Linked DNA regions of Homo sapiens: region 1 is linked to region 2. Evidence: chromatin loops called from intact Hi-C (ENCODE). Cell type or tissue: K562. All regions are shown on one strand.

Region 1 (5,000 bases), 970 kb before region 2:
TCAAAAGGCTATAAATAGGAGAAAGTGGGGGGCTGTCTGTTAGCTCTCAAAAAGTATTATCTCCATTTCATAAATCAATGTGAATAGTTCCACTTTTATTTTTTATTCCTATTTATTATCAACCTCCCCTTTTTCCCCTCTAAGACTCTAGCACTAATCACTAATGAGCTAGATCAGAATTCAATCTGCCCTCACCTCTGGCCAGCCCAAGAATATTGTTCCCAAACTAAGGGTCCTTACCTTTTAGATCTCCCTCTTCCTGTAGGGGAACTATTTTCCTATCTGATATTCTGCAAAGTGTCCTAAACATGCTGGGAATGAATAGCACAATGGACTTGGCTATCAAAAGTTTTAAAATATCAAACTGCTATTCTTCCTGTTAATCTCTTCATTCCTTCTGATAGGATAGCTCTAGCAGGCCCATCAAAAACTGCCCAAGAGACAGGCCAGCGGCTCAACTGGCAGAGGTTACTAAGTTTGAACATTCACACAATAACTCTTTGTATGCTGTAATGAGGGGTGATGTGGCAGTCTTCTTTTCCATGCACTATTTTTTTCTTTTGTAATAGAATCTTTCTCTGCTTCTTTAAATTTGTATATCCACATATAACACTTCGGTAGGTAGGCAAAGTAAAGTTCCCTACTGTGGTCTCATGGTAATAATATTGTAAAACAATACAAACAAGAAATGGTTCTACCGTTTCTTCAGGTGGAGGTCTGAAATTTGCAGTGCTTTACTCCAGAACCATAACTTGATAAAATGCAGAGCTACTAGAGGAGCAGATCATCTTCCTAAAGTGCCTTGAAATTCAAGTCCTTTTTAATTGCCGAGAATTCATGTCACTTGTGTGACAAAGCTATAAACATGCATAATCATAAAAACACATTTTGACATCCTGAATAAAATCAATGCCATGTTATTGTTAATTTTTTAACAAACAGATGAGTTTTATTAATAATTTTAACAGTTCAGCCTATGTCTTAATCAATGTTTTCCTCCTAAAAAATTATTTTGCAAAACACATTGGAACATTTTCAACGGACGCTAGTAGAAATATGTCTCACATCATTCTGAAAGCTCAAATAGTATTTGTAAATTTCTTTTGTTTATCATCTACATCTTTTATACAATATCACACAAACATTTTAAAGTCAAGGCCTATGGCACGTACATCTTATGCATATACTCAAGCAGAAACATGAGAGACATCAAACTGGCCGGAGATTCACTTTGCTTGGTATTACATTAGTCTTTTGATAGTATTTCATTTTAACAAGGTAATGCAAACTTTTTGCATCCAGTTTATTGAAAGTTTTTCTTTAAACATGCTTTCTTTCCCACCAAAACCCAACAGCTCTGAGGTGAAGTTAAGGAAAACTGCCACTGCCAGACACCGCTCTCAGCAGCTGCAGAGCTGCCGAATTCTTCATAAATGCTGTGCTTTCTTTCATCACATGTTCTTCATCTTCCCTTTTCTTTCTCTTTCCAGACACTGAAATTTCTTCCAAAAGATATTTTCCGTCTTTGCCAAGCTTTCCATGTGTTAGAGAATAATTCCTTGAACCCTGGGGACTGGTTTTAAGCTTTAAAAATTTGCTAAGTAGTTTCTTTTTTATTTGTTCCCTCTTTTAAACAACTCGATACGGGCATCAATTTGTCTCCTTCCTCTCTCACTCTCGCTTTGTGATGTTCCATATGTGAAAACATTCATTAAGCACTGTAATTTTTTAGCTTCTGTTCTGTAATCCTCAAGTCCCACTTTTTCCAAGATTTCTGAAAATTATCTTATTTCATTCATGCATAAATCTTCACAGAATATGCTGAAAGCAATACAGAGAGCAGATGCTATTTGCTCAAGAAAAATGCAACATTTTGGTGAAATGTAATGCAACTTCCTTTGAAACCTTAAAAACAAATTTTTTTATTTCCCAATATATCCACTAGATGGCAGGGTAGACCTCCATTTTTGTGTCTACGAAAATGTGCTCTTTATGGCAAAGGATTACTTTTGTGTAGAGCATATTGTATTGCTCCGTTTGTTTTCATATTCTAGTCTTCTGATGCTCTCTAAAGTTATTACAAACAAGGACAACAAATGTGATCACCTATTGAGTATATGCTGTAACCAGACACCTTGCTAAGAATTGCCTTATGGTTATAGGCACATATACATTATTAAATAAATTATATTAGGACAAGTAATATATTTATTATATAAGAATGATGATAAGGCCAAGGAGAAATAAAATAATATTTCATAAAATGTTTCCATTTTATGAAATTGACAAAGCAATTTTAACTTTGACAGAAGATTCAGAAATGGCTACAAGCACTTTGATTGCTGTTTCTACTTAAAGGTAAAAGAATGTGCCAAACCAATATGTGGAGAGGGTAATGCTATTTCTGGGTCACATTAGCATTCAGCAGAACTTTGTATTCTCTTCATATGCAAAATGGTTACTTGGATTTTTAGAAATATGGCTTTTTAACAAGTTCGGTACTGCAAAATGTAATGCCTTGATTATATCTGTAAGTGATGGGAAGATGAACAATAGTTTGACTTTTCTGATAAATGGTGCTTAAATATTTTTTGAAGTTTCCAAAGCTGAAAACAGTTTATTATTTTTTAAAATAAAGTCCTGCCAGTGTTTCTTAGCATGTAATTCTAGACACTAAACCATACAAATACATGCCACTCCCCAATAGAGAGTAATTTACTAATTTCATTTAAATCTTAGCTCTAGTAGATTTAAAAGTGTGCCCTACGTAGTTCTGGGGATTCCACAGGCGGCCATGTGGGGTCTCCATAGGCAGTGGGAAGAAGGTCCAGGCTAAGCACTCTCTCCTTTCAGCAGGAGCATGAAGATATTCATCTCTTTCATATATATACTGCGTAACCCCTGTCATTTAAATAAAGAGTTCAGCTGGAGAAAGCACTTCTGCTGTGATTACACATAGGTCAAATGAAAGTTATTCAGTAAAGATTGAGTAAAGATTACTCACTCTAGAGTAAGGATTCTATTTTTGCCAGTGGGAAAGAAAAAAGACAGATTAATTTGGTAAAAATAAAATCAAATTTTTCTGCCAAAAAATTAAAACTCAATAGCAGTCATCATATAAAAAAGCAAACATTTAACTGGATTTGTTATGTTAACCAGTTGTTTTGTTGTCACAGCATGTGGCTATCAAATATCCTCATGACAAAGAAAACTAAGGAAAGCAAGAGATATAAGAAGCAGTCAAAAAATATACACTTATGATTGATAATGGGCCTGGTTCTGTAATAGGAGATTCAGAAGATGACTAACTTATACAAATACACCTGCTCATAGAGATGTATCGACATCCACCTATTCCATGTAATGAAAAAGACAACAGGTAAGTACTGGGGGCTGCAGGACATTGTCTTGAAGTTGACAGCTCCTTAATCCACATCTTTTAGGTTTTAAGTGTTTCTACTGTGCTTCTTTTACATAGTTCAGCTCAAGGGATGAGACAAATCAAGTCACTGCCATTATATTAAACAGAATGAGGTGGCAAGAAATGTACAAACAACATGCAGTAGAGTATGAATTGGCATAATTTTTTCAAAAAGGAAGAGATAGTAAATACCTTAACTTTGGGCCACTAATCAACATTGCTGTAATCGTATGAAAACATAATATGTAAACAAATGGGCTTGGCTATGTTCTCATAAAACTTTATTTACAAAAATAGGCAGACACAGAAGTTGGTCCTCAGGCTATAGTTTGCTGACATAGCTCTGGAGAATCAATTAACGAAAACATCAAGCCTGCTTGCCAGAACAATAATCAGAAAAAAGAAAGAAAACACATCCAAATTGGAAAAGAAGTAGAATTGTCTCTGCCTGCAGATGACATTACATTACATATAGAAAATCCTGAAATCCTAAATCATCCATCAAAAAATGTTAGAACTCATAAACATTTCAGGAAAGTTGGAGAATGTAAAATAAACATAAAACATTTACATTTCTGTATATTAACAATGACTGATGTGAAAAACAATTTAAGACTGGCAAAAATATAATCTTTATATTTAAGATTAGGATTGTATTTAAGAAAATAATCTCATTTATAGCATCAAGAAAATGAACTACTTGGGAATAAACTTAACTGAGGAGATAAAAGATCTATGCACGTAAAACAATGAAACATTGATGAAAGAAATTAAAGAAGATATAAATAAATGGAAAGATGTCCCATCTTTGTGGATTGGAAGAATTAATATTGTTAAAAAGCCCATAATACCCAAAGCAATCCACAGATTTAATGTAATCCTTATCAAAATTTTGAAAATATTTTTTATAGTTATAGAAAAAACATCATAAAATTCTTATGGAGCCGTAAACTATCTAGAATAGTCGAAGCAAGCTTGACCAAGAAGAACAAGGGTAGAGGCATCACACTTCCTGATTTGAAAATGTATTAGAAAGCTACAGTAATCAAAACAGTATAGTACTGGCATAAAAACTGACATACAAGTGGATAGAACAGAATAGAAAGCCTACAAATGAATCTACACATTTACAGTCAACTGATCTTTGACAAAGTTGCCAAAAATCTAGCTAATTAAAATAGCCATCACTTCACAGTTATCTTTTGTGTGTGGTAAGAACACTTAACCTTAGCAAATTTCAAGCATACAATACACTATCAACTATAATCACAATACTGCACATTAGATCTCCAGAATTTATTCATCCTGCATAACTGAAATTTTCTGCCCTTTGATAAACATGTGTCCATTTTCCCCAACCTCTAACCCTTGACAGTTATTATTCTACTTTCTGCTTCTAAATTTGACTTTTTTAGATTACACATATGAAATTAGGTAATGTTTGTCTTTCTGTGTGTGACTTATTTCACTTAATGCCCTGTAGTTTCATCCTTGTTGTCACGAATGACAAGATCGCCTTCTTTTTATGGCTGGATAATACATCGTGTGTATATCATATTTTTTTATCTATTTATCTATT
Region 2 (5,000 bases):
GCTTACCTACAGACTAATGTGGTAGATTTCAGGATAAGATAACCTCTTCCCTTTAGCTCCCCCATAACAAGTCACCTTGCAATTGGACTCAGCTCTGTCTCTGGGCATTTCCCCACCCTGCTTTATAAAATAGAAATTCTTGTAGAGGTTGTGTCCAGACAAGCACAATGGAGACTGACACACAGGGCTTGGAGAACTTCCCAGAGGTGGTTTAAGAGTGATTATATAACATGTTAAGTCTGTGTTCCTTTTTGAGGCATAACTGAACCTTTGCCAAAATAACTAATTGCTAGCCCTTTCCCACTGACCCAAATAAAAACATGGTAAATAAATTACACTTCTGAAGCATACTCTAAAAAACAAACAAACAAAAATCTCCCACAAACCTGGTACTCTGAGGACATCCCAGCTTTCTGTGTGGGACACCACACGCTCACTGAAGGGCATGATACTGAATTATGTCTTTTTAAGTCATGCCACCTGTTGTGGGAGCTGCGGGAAGAAAAGAAATGAATGTAGTGAAATAAAAGAAACCAAAACAGCAACAAAAGAACGACTTCCTTTTTCCCCACTGATTTTGGCCAGAGGAAGAAAACAAGTAATTGTAATAAGCTGACGTGTTTCGGGGAAGCCATGAAAGTAGGCACGTGTCCATGTGCCCAAAGGCCTAATGAGAAGCAGGCAGTAGACCTACAAGAAATTTAGTCCCCTCTTCTTCCCTTCCCACTCCCCTTATTTCTGTGTGTGTTTTTTTTTTTTTTTTTTTTTTTTTTTTTTTTTTAAACTCTGGATTTATAGGGAAGCTCAGGGTGGGCATGGGGCAGACGCATGGGTTCTGCCAGGTGCTGTTTCTCAGGGAACACGGGAGGCTGTTGTCTATGGGGACGGGTGGGGCTGGAGCAGGCTCTGTGACAGTCAGAGGCTCTCCCCAACCCCGGCCAGCGACCTCCCTTGGGTACCTTGAAATCAGCCACGGCGGGAGTATTTACGCCGCGGAGATGGCAGCACGACACAGCCCTGCTTTGCGGGTGGGAGTGAAGAGAGCCGCTCACTAAACATTAACTAGCACCCCACGGAGCTGGAGTCCAGGCAAAATCCAAAGCGACTGGAAGGGCAGTTTGTTAACTCATTCAGCCGCCTCCTCGCCCCACAGCTAACGAATTCTTGGGCGCCAGCCTGGACAGAAAGGGGAGGAGACAAGCCTGCTGTGATGATACTTTAACGATGATACAGGAAAATGACAGGATAGGTACCATGTCATAGGAAGAATACTTGGAAGACCTGGGCTCATTTTATTGAGGCATCCGTCCACAAATGCCTATGGAGCATTCAGGCTTTCCAGAAATATTCATGGAATACTTTCTGTGTATAAAGTGGGCATTCGATGGTGAGTAAGGTGGCACACGGTCTACCACCTGAGTTTACATTCAGGGGAGGAGAATGTTAAAACAATAAGCAGATATATACTTTTTTGTGTTTTTGGTTTATTATTTGTTTATTTATTTATTTATTTATTTATTTTTGAGATGGAGTTTAGCTCTTGTCGCCAGGCTGGAGTGCAGTGGCGCAATCTCAGTTCACTGCAACCTCCACCTCCCAGGTTCAAGCGATTCTCCTGCCTCAGCCTCCTGAGTACCTGGGATTACAGGCAAGTACCACTACACCCGGCTTATTTTTTGTGTTTTTAGTAGAGAAGGGTTTCGCCATGTTGGGCAGGCTGGTCTCGAACTCCTGACCTCAGGTGATCTGCCCACCTCGACCTCCCAAAGTGCTGGGATTACAGGCGTGAGCCACCGCGCCCGGCCAGCATATATACTTTTAAAACAAGAGCTTAAAAATTTGGGGATGGAAATAAACAAGAGAATGAGATAGAAAAGGCCGGAAGAGATAGGAAATGCTGTAGGAACACTTAAGGATTGTGGCTAAAAAAGCTGTGATATGAAGTCAGGGCGTCAGTTCACTTGAGGGAGGAACTTTTTGTGTGTAACTCCCAGCCCTGCCACTTGCTGCCATGTGCCTACCATGATGGGTTGTGTGGGTGAACTTAGGTAGCACATGGCATTGGCGACACCCAGCCACACAGATCTAGGAGCTGCCATTCACGTCCTCATCGCTGCAAATGCAGTGTGCACCCTGTGCAGGACACCTTGCAGCCCAGGATGACACAAAGTGGATGCTAGATAAACATTAGCGGCAATCAGTGACACTGTATGAAACTCCCCATCATGGTGGAAACTTGTACTGAGAAAAGATGGCCACTTCTCAGGGTCATTGTAGCAAACAGCAAAGGTAGAGGCTTGAATGTGATGTCCTTGGAGTGGCCATCCCATGATAACTTATAAATCTTTTATTTTATCACTGTTATTACCCCTTCTACCATATTCCCTATTTCTAACTCATTGTCCCTTCTTTCTTTCCTGTTAAAACCTTTCTGCCCTTGAGCAAAGCAAAGGTAAGTTCTCACTTGTTTTCCCACTTAGTTCTATGTCAACCAAGACCTGTTTGTTTCTGCCAGTAAGTTACTTCCTAGGGCCTGTGAAATAACGTGGACTTTGAGTGTGGCTCTTTTGACAGAGCAATAGCACCACCTGCTACCACCTACTAGAAATGTCGTCTTGTAGAACAAAGAAATACGCACGCCCTGCTGTTCTGCAATCAGGCTCTGACAGAAGCTTTCAGGTGTGGTGCTTACAAGATCAGACTCATTGACTCACTCACTTCTCCCTGCTCCGTCACTACACTCCCAGTGAGTATTTCTTGAGCTACCACTGGGTCCTAAGTCTGCTCTAGGTATTAAGGACACAGTAGCACCATCGTGACCAAGGCATGGAGCTGAAATTTTCTAGATGGAGAAGACAGAGATTAAACAATAAAATGGCAAAATGATTTCAGATAAGGACCAATGTTTCAACAAACAAAATAAGATGAAGAGTTATGGGTCACTGCTTTAGATAGGGTGGGTATAGAAGTTCAAGTTTGAAGAAGCAGCTAGGTCTAGTGCTAGGAGAGAAACAGAATAAGACTGTGACAGTAAAGGTACCAGAGAAACGGGATGAAGCAGATGGGGGAAGCAGTTTCAATTCCATGGTGCGAATAAAATTGGTGCACACTCAGAGATGTTTTGAGAACTATTTGGTAAGCTCAGTAAATGGGCATGGTATAGAGCATCCTTGACATAAGTAACTCCATCTTAGAAAAAAAAAACTGTATCTTATACTTCATATGACACTTTTTGCCAACAGGGACAAGATATTTTGCTTAACAAATAATGACTACATCCAACCAGATAAGGATACAAACAAGCACATTCTTCCACTATCAGTCCTCACCAGAGGACTCTGTGGCCATAAAAAGAGTAAGGCTTCAGCAGCTCAACACAACTGACGCAGTCCTGCTATCAGTTGCGATAAGCACCTGGCATCTGCCTACAAAGGCTCTGCCCACATCAAAGACTCTTCCTTGCGAGACTGAGGGACTGCCCAGGCCAAGCCAGGAGATTCTTTTTGTCTTCGTTGTTCTCCCTGCAATGGTTCATTAACTCTTTTTTCTCTCCCTTTTCTCTTGATGTTAAATGTTACTTTGTGAGCTGTGGAATGTTTAACATGTATATAGTGACCACGTATTCTATTACATATGGTTTTCAGTATTAACTGACTTGTGGAGTGGCTTGAGCCTGTGTGCCCGCTATTCTCACTACCGAGTGAATGGGAAGTTCTGAGGAGAACCTCTTTCTTGGGAACTCCATTGAGCTCATGGTTTTTGTGATTGAAACAGTATCAATAAAAGTCTGACCTTGTGGCAAGATACAAATGTATGTGGACCTTGCACGGCTCATGAGAGGCATAACTCTGAAACATGGGTCAGAATTCCTGTCTTTCTGTTTCAAATTGCTCAACAGTGCTAAACATATTGTTTTAGACATAATAGGAGCTTAGCAAATGAGTATTTCTGTATTTGCTGGCTTCAATTGCCTTGAATTAACACAAGAAGCAGACCAGACTGGGGAAGAAAGTTATTTGTATAGAGAAATTCTTAAATGGCGAATCTGTAAGGGGCATTATCCTTACATTCTCCCTTCTCTCTGCATGCCTCTAACCAAAGACAGACCAGTCCGGACAGCCAAACGGGACCATAGAATAGTCAGGACGCATGGAGGGAAATAAGGTTGCCCAAATATATGGACATACTGTCTGAGAGCCATAGGGTATTTGCGATTAGCCGTCTGCAGAAAGCACCCTCTTGGAGATAGGAAGCATCAAGTCTAGATGATCCAGATAATAACCAAGTGTAACCCTGACAACTAGAGCATGAAATCAGGCCTGGAACCTGGTTTGGAACCCTTCTTTCTTCCTTCCCAATAGGAACAGTCTTCAAAATGTAGTGAAAGTGGGTCTCACTTAGGAAGACTATACAGTGCATCTTCAGGAGACAAGTATGTGTGGACCCGCCAGGGTAGTTATTATTCTATTTGGAAAGTCTATGGCTCTAGTGAACACCACTATCCAATGAAATTCCCTTGCTCAGATTTCTTGCTCATGAAACAGCCTTATGATGATAATTTCTGGCTTCCTATGCAGCTTTCCCATGAAGAGAGTGTACTGATTAGCCACTATGACCGTATGGCTGCCCATGACGTGTCTATTCTTACTAGAGAGCAATCATCACATTCTAGTTTATACATCAAACTTGTGTGATGTTTCCTAATGGAAATCAGTTGTTTTGAATCTGATAACCTCTGAAGGCACAATCAAATCAAGTTTTTTTTCCTATCTTTTTTTTTTTTTTTTTTTTGAGACAAGGTTTCACTCTGTCACCCAGACAGGAATGCAGTGGCATGGTCATTGCTCACTGCAGCCTGGAACTCCTGGGCTCAAGTTGATCCTCTCATCTTAGCTTCTTGAGTAGCTGGGACTATAGGCACACACCACCACACCGGGCTAAATTTTTATTTCATTTTTGTACAGACGAGGTCTCACTATGTTGCCCAGGCTGGTCTCAGA

Evidence for each region. Hi-C counts contacts between places; a loop is a spot of excess contacts. Peaks named below come from ENCODE experiments on the same cell type or tissue, not always from the same donor. Only the 100,000 strongest peaks of a DNase experiment are listed, where the experiment ranks them.
Region 1: a loop joins it to region 2, with 18 times the contacts of the local background. A loop is called at or near these places in 2 of 110 quality-filtered maps.

Annotation. Positions count from the first base shown.
Region 1 is chr4:124,319,380-124,324,379 of GRCh38, reverse strand. No RefSeq gene overlaps it. Among named protein-coding and RNA genes, the nearest start is that of LINC02516, 240 kb to the left of the region's middle. In K562, a CTCF peak has its summit at 1,954 (motif pointing right); no DNase peak of the experiment used is centred here.
Region 2 is chr4:123,347,960-123,352,959 of GRCh38, reverse strand. LOC124900774 (a long non-coding RNA gene) reads left to right here and starts at 1,739. Exons shown (of 2, transcript XR_007058263.1): 1 at 1,739-2,746; 2 at 3,243-3,806. RefSeq lists enhancers at 997-1,498, 2,410-2,940. In K562, a CTCF peak has its summit at 2,589; DNase peaks (open chromatin) are centred at 2,649 and 3,419.